Linked DNA regions of Homo sapiens: region 1 is linked to region 2. Evidence: chromatin loops called from intact Hi-C (ENCODE). Cell type or tissue: ascending aorta. All regions are shown on one strand. Each heading gives the region's core, and the rest is flanking DNA. Links, peaks and the distances in the headings are about the cores only. Region 1 holds the start of MIR4693 (microRNA 4693). Region 2 has its middle 76 kb from the start of MIR4693.

What was found. Hi-C counts contacts between places; a loop is a spot of excess contacts. Peaks named below come from ENCODE experiments on the same cell type or tissue, not always from the same donor. Only the 100,000 strongest peaks of a DNase experiment are listed, where the experiment ranks them.
Region 1: it touches region 2 in a loop (2.5-fold over the local background); 1 of 110 quality-filtered maps calls a loop at or near these places.

Annotation. Positions count from the first base shown.
Region 1 is chr11:103,847,084-103,852,471 of GRCh38, forward strand. It overlaps MIR4693 (microRNA 4693), which reads left to right and starts at 2,823; the gene lies at 2,823-2,897. It overlaps LOC102723862 (a long non-coding RNA gene), which reads right to left and starts at 2,468. Exons shown (of 4, transcript XR_001748346.2): 1 at 2,331-2,468; 2 at 861-1,044. In ascending aorta, for the core only: no CTCF peak of the experiment used is centred there; a DNase peak (open chromatin) is centred at 2,442; H3K4me3 peaks cover 728 bases; H3K27ac peaks cover 3,287 bases.
Region 2 is chr11:103,770,900-103,776,287 of GRCh38, forward strand. No RefSeq gene overlaps it. Among named protein-coding and RNA genes, the nearest start is that of MIR4693, 76 kb to the right of the region's middle. In ascending aorta, for the core only: no CTCF peak of the experiment used is centred there; a DNase peak (open chromatin) is centred at 2,872; H3K27ac peaks cover 4,910 bases.

The DNA of each region.
Region 1 (5,388 bases), core at 319-5,318, 76 kb after region 2:
ATTCTTGCAGCTGCAGTGAGCAGAGGAAATGTTCTGAGCACTTTCTCAAAAGGTTCTTCAGTATTTTAACTTAAAATCATCTTACAAAAGAAAAGCCTTTGTTGTGTTTATTTGGGGTCTATTTCATTTAATAGGTCTTCTGTATAGTGATTTGTAACTTTTATCAAAGTTGAACTTTTAATGCACATGTTACTTTCAGACCAAAGTCTTTATCCTGGAAGATGTAGCCTCTTTTTTCATTTTTATCTTGAAATGCCCCTTGGCACAAGCTTAGTTAGGAAGTTGAGTTCAGTGGAGAAAGGACGTATAGTTGATATTATACTGGTAAGCCAAGCTCTAAGTTCACCAAGTCTGTTTTTTTCATGTTAAATTGCAGGAGTAGTATTTGCCACATATACCTTATTGGATTGTTTTCAAAGTAATGCACAGGAAGTTGCTTTGTAAAAAATGACCACCATATTCATTATTATGAGTTGACTATGAATTTACTAAAGAGTACCTAGAAAGCGCTCATCTAGATTAGTCTATATGTAGTAAATTGTAATTAAGGAATACATACAGTTGCAATAAATGTGTATGATTTTATGTACCATCTCTCACTATCTTCTAGTATAGCTAATTCATATCTGGCATCAGTTTAGTGACCAAGACACCCTCTCCCTTTGCTTGGATTATTGCAATGCCTTCCTGCCTGGTCTGCCTGGATCCACCCTTGATATAAACAGCCCCAGCCACTCACCCCCAACCCCACTCCTGCTTACATATATTCTCAACCTAGCCACCAAATTATTTTTTTAATATAAGTCAAGTCATATTACTCTTCTGCCCAACCACCCCCAATGGTTTTCCTTCTCACTAACCATAAAAACCAAACGTCTTATAATGGGCTCTAAGACCCTTCAGAATTTTGCCTTCATCACGTCTCCATATTTATCTTCCATCATTGACTTGTTTCCTACATTCCTGCCACATCGGACTCTTCATTATTTCTTGTCCTGGCCTCCCCTTGAGCAAATTAAATTCTCAAAGCTTCAGCTTCCTTATCTGTAAAATAGGCATAAAAATAGTAATAACTATAGAGGACTTTTTTTTTCAGGATTAAATTAGTTAAAATGCTTAGAACAATATTTATACCTAGTGTTAAAATGTCAATATTATATTATCATAAGTTTTATTACCCTCATCTGATTTTTTGTAAAGTCTCTAATGATTTGACTCCTGAATTGACAATAATCTCTGAAAACTGTCAGAGGCGTTTGAACCAGAGCAACTCCATCTTGAATAGAAGCTGGTTAAATATGGTTGAAACCTACTGGGTTGCATTCCCAGATGGTTAAGGCATTCTAAGTCACAGGATGAGATAGGAGGTCGGCACAAGATAAAGGTCATAAAGACCTTGCTGATAAAACAGATTGCAGTAAAGGAGATGGCTAAAACCCACCAAAACCAAGATGGCAATGAAAGTGTCCTCTGGTCGTCCTCACTGCTACACTCCCACCAGCGTCATGACAGTTTACAAATGCCATGGCAAGTTACCCTATATGGCCTAAAAAGGGAGGGCATCAATAATCCATCCCTTGTTTAGCATATCATCAAGAAATAACCATAAAAATGGGCAACCAGCAGCCGTCGTGGATGCAGTCTATGGAGTAGCCATTCTTTTATTTCTTTACTTTCTTAAGAAACTTGCTTTCACTTTACTCTATGGACTCGCCCTGAACTCTTTCTTGTGAGAGATCCAAGAACCTTCTCTTGGGGTCTGGATCCTGGATTGGGACCCCTTTCCTGTAGCTGAACGGTCACATTACTTTGTTGCTTATTCATATGTTTAAGCATCTTTAAGATCCTCACTGCAGCGAAATAAAGCTCAGAACTTCAAACACTATAAGTATTCCCAGGCCCTTGCTGCTATGTCTTAGATATTTACAGCTTCCCCTGAATTCTTTTTTCTTTATCCTTTGTTTTGGGGAAGGTTGTTTTATGTTTTTCTATTCTCACTTATATTATTTCTCTCCATTTCAGTTTAATATTATTTTTCATTTTTCCTTAATATTCATAATTCAGTTTTCCCCCACACTTGGCACCCTACCCTCTACCCTCTGTCTTCAATTCTTTCCACAATTTTCGCTCCTTCCCTTTTTGCTGTCTCAAGTGAGAACATAGGCACATTTATTTAACCCCACTGGAAATCCTGTGTTTTTGTAGGAAAAGACTTGCTTTCTTGGCAGTGCTAAAAATAAAGTAATTACTGAAGGAATGCATGATGGGGCCAGTTAGTAACCTGATAAATGGAACTTGGATACAAAGCAGAGATGAATAAAAAGACTCACCTGGTCCAGGATACTGGCTTAAAATGAGCCCTGCAGCAAGGCTGACTTGATTATGAGCTCCAAACCAGGAGGCTTTTCTTTCCTCAGTCTAGGAGGCAGGAGTAAGCCTGACAGTGGCAAGAAAGTATCCTCAAGAGTGGGCTAGGGAGGGATGGGGTAAGTTGTGCTGGTAAGGACACCGTGGGAGCAGTGAGCCAGTACATTCCATTCTTACATTTTTTGGCTTTAAAAAACGGAAGGACAGAGCTATATTACTCCATTTCTATTTTGTGAAAAAGTGTAAGCTTAATAATTTTAAAACTCAAGGCTACGTTTGATTTTTCCAAAGCACAATTAAATAAAAAATAGCTCCCTCAGTGGCTCATACCTATAAGAAGCCAAATGGTTTGGATAAAAATACTATTCCCAAGTCACCAGCATCAGCCTGTATAAATAAAATTATTAGGACAGGCAAAGCAATTCAGAGGAAAGAGCATCGCTTGGGGGTAAAATGTTTAAAGAATACTGTGAATTTCACTGTCACAAATTCAAATAAAGTGAGAGTGGAATTCACAGTATTTAAGGAATCAATCCTTGCTGCTTCTGTTTATGAAGCCGAGCTTCAGTTTTCTTGCTCTGACAATGGACACAGTGATTACCTCAAGGGTTGCTGTAGGAGTTAGATGAGATATCTATAATGTAGGAAAGGTGTTTACTACAATGTAACTCATGGATAGGGGCCTATATTGGTTTTCCATTGCTGTGTAACAAATTTCCATAAACTTAGTGGCTTAAAACAACAGACATTTATTATCTTTCATTTCTGTCAGAGGTCCAGGCAACTGAGTGGTTGATATCTCTGTTCAGGGTCTCACGAGGCTGAAATCAAGGTGTCAGTTAGCTGCATTCCCCTCTAGAGACTTGACTAGGGAAGGATTCTTTTCCAAATTCCTTCAAGTTGTTGGTAGAAGTGTTTCTTGCTAGCTTCAATTAGGGATGGATCTCAGCAACTAGTGACCACTCTCAAGTCTTTATTATATGGCCCCTTTTATACTCAAAACCAGCAACAGAGAATTCCCCCTCACATCAAATCCCTCTCACACTTTCAATCTCTATGACTCAGAAACGGGCTCACCTGGCTAGGTCAGACCCACCAGAATATTCTCCATTTTGGCTAGCTCACAGTCGCCTGATGAGCAATGTAATCATAGCAGTGGTATCATACACACAGGTCTGCCTGCACTCAAAGGAGAGTGATTATCAAGGAATGCACACCAGGGGCGGCAGGAATCTGGCAGCTATCTTAGAATTCTGCCTGCCACCATTTCCATTAAGTGATTGTTGTTGTTTGTTACTGAGGCATAGATGAAGTAGCACTTATGCAGGAAAAAAACCACTAGTCAATCAGAATTTCAAGTTGTATGATGAGGTATTCCATAGAAATTAAACATGCGTATAACAGATTCTCATAGGTCAGGACACATGAAAAATTTAAGGAAAGGATGAGGACTCCTTAATTTAGAGGGACTTCTGAAAGGTGACTTAATGATGACCCAACACTATATGTGAAATCATGTTTGGCTTCAAAAGCACTGTGGGCAGAAAAGGAGAAAACGTTTAATCTAGAGTACACAGTTATGGCATTATCTGGAGGGAAGGATAAAGCTACAAAGATTGTTAAAACTAAAATTTGTTGCCAAGGGAGCCATTCGAGCTCTGTCTGGAGATCTTCTAAATGAGAGTAAATTATTCTGTACTTGAGGTGGTTTGGGCACTGTCCTCCCTGAAGCCAATGTAGAGATAAAGTGTTGTTTTCACTCCTTCTAGTCCTGTGATTCTGCGTCTAAGGAGGCAAACCACCTATTGAATCAGTGCTCACCACAGGCTCCATTGCAGCATTGAACTGTGTCTGTGAGAAAGAATAAGGTTAAGTCAGGATTCCTTGATTAAGACGAGTTAATATAAACACTGAAAATCCAGTGTGCTGCCAGCATAGCTTTTGGCAGCATCAACACAGAGAAGAAAGAGCTGTAACAGAATAACAGCAAAATAACTTCGGGTCCTTCCTTCTCCTCCACCCACAAAATCCCATTTGGTGATATGAGAATCTAAATTGCTCAGTGCTTGGATGTTTGGCTGTCACATGTCATTGTTGTGTTGAACCTTCCCAGGCATGTACAGAGCTCACTGCTCAGGAGATTAATGTTCAAAAGCCAAAATGCTTGACCAAACTTGAAATCTATTTGTGGAATTTACTGTTTCATCATTGAACCATGAAAAAATAAATTCAGCAAATATAGTCCTAATACTCCAGCTCATCATGAAATGTCTCTTAATTTCTTGACGTGTCCATGAGTTAGAGACAGCTGAGAAAGGTTTCATTATCTTTGTCTACTTACATACATTCTTTCTCATTTCTTTTTCTTTTTAAAATCTAAGGCTTTTTTTACTTGAGAAAGGAGTTGTTCCGATTACTGTCAGTTTCTCTGGCTGATGTGATTTTCTCATCAGAAGCCTTGAACCCTTCTCCTTTTAACTTGATAGCAAAGAGAAATCATGATAGCTTCTTTTGACATCACTTTACACAAAAACAAACAAAACAAAACAAAATTATCATAAACTGGTAGAACAAGAAGACAGCATGTAGGGAACAAAACAACCATGTTCTTGATTCTAATGAGGTACATGATTTACTCCTACCATGGAAAATTCAAATATCTACCCTTGAACTTCAACAAGCATTTATGACTTGTTGATCTACTTATAGAACTAAATGATTATTTTGCAAAACATCATCTCTGTCTTTAAGTACTCCCTACAGAAGAAAGAAATGGAACATTAGTGTAAACATGATGGTCACTAAGAACTTGTGGACACTGAAGAAAGGCTATGGATAAATGATCCAACAATAAGAGAAAGCTTCTGAGTATGCCTCAGACCAGTGACTGACTGGGTTTTCTGGGAATATATTTTTTGGACAATGGGTCCAGGAAGACAATAATAAATATTGGAAAAACTTCCTACAGTCTATAAAATCCCTTTTATTTAGATAATCTCACTGGGAGGAAGGTAAGGAGAG
Region 2 (5,388 bases), core at 279-5,278:
AATATTTACCATCTGGTCTTTACAAAAAAAAATGTTTGCCAGTTACTATTGTAGGGGTGCGAGAGACTATAGACAAGTGATAAATTAAACAAGATAATTATGAATTCTGATGAGGACTCTGAAGGAAATATATGGGTGATGAAATCTCATTCCTACCTTTGAACAGGGCAGGAAGACCCTTTGGAGGAGCCGATAATTGAATTGAGTCCTGAAGGACAAAAATGTGCCAGCCATTCAGAGTGCCAGAAAAAAAAGCCTTCCAGGTAGAGGCAACAGTGAGATCGATGGCCTAGGGGTGGGAAAACTCCTGGTTTATCCTATGGATAGAATGAGGTCAACATGGCTGCAGCATCTTGAGAAGGTGGGGAGGATACAAAGTGAGACAGAGAGGTAGGCAGGATGTATGGCTCAGGATCTGAGGCCTTGGTAAGGAGTTAGGGCTTTACTCTGAGAGCAAATAAAAGCTATTAAAGGATTTTAAATAGGGAAGTGGTTCAATCTGATATAAATATTTTTTTGGAAGTCTTCTCTGGCTGTTGTGTGGAGAATGTGTTTTAGGGAGGACAAGAATGAAAGAAAAGAGACAAAATTGGACACTATTAGAGTCCAGGAAAGAGATGAAAGTGGTTTGGATTCAGGTGGCACTGGATTTGGAGAAATGTAGAAGACTTTGGGATATATTTTGAAGGTGGCACCTACCCAGCTTGGTGATAAACTGGCCTAGGAACTGAAGAAAAGGGAGGTTTAAAGACTGTTTCCTAAGCTTCTAACTTGATCAACCGAAGGCTTATGGTGGCACCATTAACTAAGATTAATTGATTCAGTAAATATTTATTGACTGCCTACTACATTATAGTCACTCATCTAGGATATAGTAAATAGCAGTGAACATAACAAAAGAGGCCAATAATCAAATATACACATAACTATATAAAATTTGAAAGGATGACAAATGCAATGGAGAAAACTGAAGGAGAGATAGAGGGAGGCGAAGGCCATGGGAGATTTTAGAGGTAAGAGAAGGTGCCTGAGTATAAAGCAACTCCAAATAGAACTCGACTCCAAGTAAAAGATGATGTTTCTATTTTCCCAGTTAGAATAACCACTCCCTTCAAAAGTTGTCTTTGGCTAATTCATACTATTTAATTTAGTTTAACACATATCTTTAAAATCACATATTACATAAACTAATATAAATATAAAAGTATACCTTTAAAATAAATTACATTAAATTTACCATTTTCTTCACTATGTCCATGTCTGTTTTTTAAATTTTACAGAATCAAAAAATTTAATGTATAGTAGCAATATTAATCATCATTACAGATTTGGCTTGAGAAGTATTTCTCAAAATCTGTAAAGACCTGAATGTAAAGTGAATTTTTTTATTTTTCTAAAATATGATTTGGGATAATAGCTAACTAAATGAACGAATGAATGAACCAATCAACCAATCAATCAATCAGTCCTTACCATGTTCAGACTCATGCAATGCTCATCCAGGAGAGTGGAAAAGCACTTACTGGCAGAGCAGAGGAGGAGGCCAGGTAGCAGAGAGCGCAAGCATTCCCCTTCAGATGTCAGAATACATAAAGGAGATAGAATGTTATCATTTCTATTCTATCTATTCATTTTCTTTACTTAAAAGATCAAGAAGCAGAGAGAGAGAAATGGGAGGTAGGGAGAGAATTTAAAAATACATTGGAAAGCCCAGGCGTGGTAACTCACGCCTGTAATCCCAGCACTTTCGGGAAGTCGAGGTGGATGGATCGCTTGAGTCCAGGAGTTTGAGACCTGCCGGGACAACATGATGAAACCCCATCTCTACAAAAAATACAAAAATTAGACAGGCACAGTGGCATGCGTCTGCAGTCCCAGCTACCTGGGAGGGTGTGGTGGGAGGATTGCTTGAGCCTGGGAGGTCACGGCTGCAGTAAGCCATATTCGTGCCACTGCACACCAGCCTGGGTGAAAAAGTGAGACCCTGTCTCAAAAAAAAAAATGCATTGGAAAACTTAAAAATGTACAAGGAAGTTGACATATATTTCCTTTAACTCTTTTCCCGTTTAGAAAAAAAGTGCAGCTCACTGCCGGCGCACACTTAATTTTACATGAACACGCTCGTTGAGGCTGAAGCAAATCTGACTGATTTTCAATGTGAAAATAAAATATTGTTCTTGGAGTTACTTTTAAACAGAACTAACATAAGAATCATCTGAATCATCAGAATCATCTATTTCAGAAAAATTGGATTCATCACATGAATCTTCAGCCAACAACTGTTCGAGAACAATGTTGACATCACATGTAGGAATGCTATGTTCTCCAGGATTTGACATTTTTAGTGATAGAGAACCACTATGTTTTGTAAGAGGAAGCACCCACTACTAAAAACAGAATGCTATAAATAGAAGGATGTCTTTTGTTTCCAAAGTCAATATACTAGAGGGATGAGAAAATAGTAACAAAAGCAAGATATTTTGTGGCAAAGTTATCTGGAAGCAAATGATGAAGCCTCAAGCACTGCCAGTGAGTATTCGCAGGGCAAGTGGGAAAGGGGTTTTAAGCCATTTTTCTATTTTTTCTCTTTTTTCCCTAAATCAACTTTGAATGCTACTTTTTAACTTAACATTTAAAAAATATGTTATTTTTAGTGGCTGCATAGTTTTTCATCTTATCATTTATTTATTTATTTATTTATTTATTAAAACAGAGTCTCATTCTGTCACCCAGGTTGGAGTGCAGCCGCCATCTCCGGTCACTGCAACCTCTGCCTCCCCGGTTCAAGTGGTTGGCCTGCCTCAGCCTCCGCAGTAGCTGGGATTCCAGGCACCGGCCACCACGCTCGACTGATTTTTTTATTTGTTTGTTTGTTTTTTGAGACAGAGTCTCGCTCTGTGACCCAGGCTGGAGAGCAGTGACGCGATCTCAGCTCACTGCAACCTCTGCCTCCTGGGTTCAAGCAGTTCTCCTGTCTCAGCCTGCGGAGTAGCTGGGACTACAGGGACCTGCCGCCACGCCTGGCTAATTTTTGTATTTTTAGTAGAGATAGGGTTTCACCACATTGGTCAGGCTGGCCTTGAACTCCTGACCTCAGGTTATCCACCCACCTCGGCTTCCCAAAGTGCTGGGGTTACAGGCGTGAGCCACCTCTCACTGACATTCGATAACATTCTATATCTTGTATGTATTCTGACATCTGAAAGGGAAAGGAAAGCTGTGAATAATGCTTCCAAGGACCGCTACTGTGTGGGACCCGTATATTTCCTTTACAGAGGTGCTGTGACAATGAAGAAATGTACATATATGCCTTTATGGTGTGATATGGTCCAGCTGTGTCTCCACTCAAATCTCATCTTGAATTGTAGCTCCCATAATTCCCACATGTGGGAGGGACCTGGTGGGAGATAATTGAATCATGGGGGTGGTTTTCCCCACACTGTTCTCCTGAATAAGTCTCATGAGATACAATGGTTTTATAAGGGGTTTCCCCTCTTGCTTGGCTCTTGTTCTGTCTTGCCTGCTGCCATGTAAGACATGCTTTTTGCCTTCTGCCATTATTGTGAGGCTTCCCCAGCCATGTGGAACTGTGAGCTCATTAAACCACTTTTTCTTTATAAATTACCCAGTCTGGGTCATGTCTTTATTAGCAGCGTGAGAACAAACTAATACATGGTGTCTGGCTCACAGTTGGTTCTCCATACTTGGTAGCTAGGATCACAGGAGGTTGTGTGGCAGACAGAAAAGAGTAGGCCCTTAAGGGGCCACCAGAGCTTGGCTCAAACCCAACGCTACTTCTGCTTGTCACATGATCTTGGTCAATTTAGTTAACTTCTCTGCTTTTTGTGAAAATTACATGGCACCTATGTAGAGTGGGCACTTAGTCAATGATAGCTATTATTATTGTCATTATTTTAAAAAATGATGACTATACTGATAATTATTTTAAAGTACAAACACCAAACATGGTTTCTGTTCTTGGGCAGAGTATGTGGGGGGGGACATGGGGAGGAAGAGGTACCAGGAGGAGATTGGTGAATAAACTTCAAATGCCCAGTTGTACCTTGTGTAGAAATAGGCCACAGAGGGAGAGAAGAAAACAAATACTTTCACTCCGCCATTTTTATCTGAGAAGATTGCAGTTATTCTTCAGAGAAGATAAAGAGCTGGGAGAATTTGAGTTGGGGGATAGGGCCCAAGATAGGGATGGAATAGGCCAGGAAACCAGAGTAACAGGCATGGAGGGTTAGAAGAGGGGAAGCAGAAATGTGCCCATTTTCCCTCTCTGTTCACCCAAGACCTGTGGTCTGTGGTCTCCTTCCTGATGAAACAATTGCCTTATTAATTTCCAGGTTCTGTTTGGTGGAGGCGGCAGCCAGCAATATTGGTTTGTTTTATATTTATAGACGTCATCAATCCTTTGATGCCTTTAATCTTTGCTGGGCAATGCAATTCTTTCTGTTATTTCTCATGAAAGGCTAAAAAAAAAGCTAACTAAATTATGCCAACCCCTATGTAGGAAAGAGGCTGACATTTTACAAGCAGCAATAATTTTACCACATTACTACTGGGCAATAATCCTTTTTAGGAGCGGATATTTATATTTGTCTAATCAGGGAGATGGTGTTACACTCCATTGACTGATATGTTAAAATTACCTACAATTTCTCCCTTTTCTACACAGAAATATAAGTACTAGATTAAGCCAGGTTTAGTGACAGTTTTACCAAATGAGTTATGTTTTACAATAAGAAGAAACAGACAAAACACACACACACACACACACACACACACACACACACACGCTTTAGCATTAGAAAAACCACTCTACACTGCTACATCATTTGCTAACTTTGCAGACTTGTGCGATCTGTGACTCACTCAGTTTCTTATCTTTAAAATGGAATGATATTTATAGTCTCCATTAATCTATTGTGAAGATTAAAATAGATCATTATTTATAAAGCACTTAGCATAGTACCTGACACACTAATTGCTCAGTCAATGTTAACTTCCTGTTTCTCTCCTTCTTCCCTTCCTTTCTTGCAACAGTCTCTGTGCTCAAGGCCATTTGGCTACCAGACGGAATTGAGGAGAAACAAACTCAAAGTCAGGAGACACAGCTTTTCCATGTATTACTGGAGTCGGTTTAGGTAAATTAGTTCTCTTAACTCTCCTGTCTGTAAATAATGCGGGTAATACTTGTAGTGTCCAGCAACCTAGTTGGTGAGGCATCAGTGGCTCAAAAGAAGAAATGAATGAGAAAGTGGCTTTTAAATAAATAATAAGGCCAGATTCCTGTGACATTTTGAGTAATCATCCAGGGACTAGGAAAGTAACTGGTCTTTACTGTAACTGCCTTTTAAGTTGCCGGTCATTGTAGGTAGA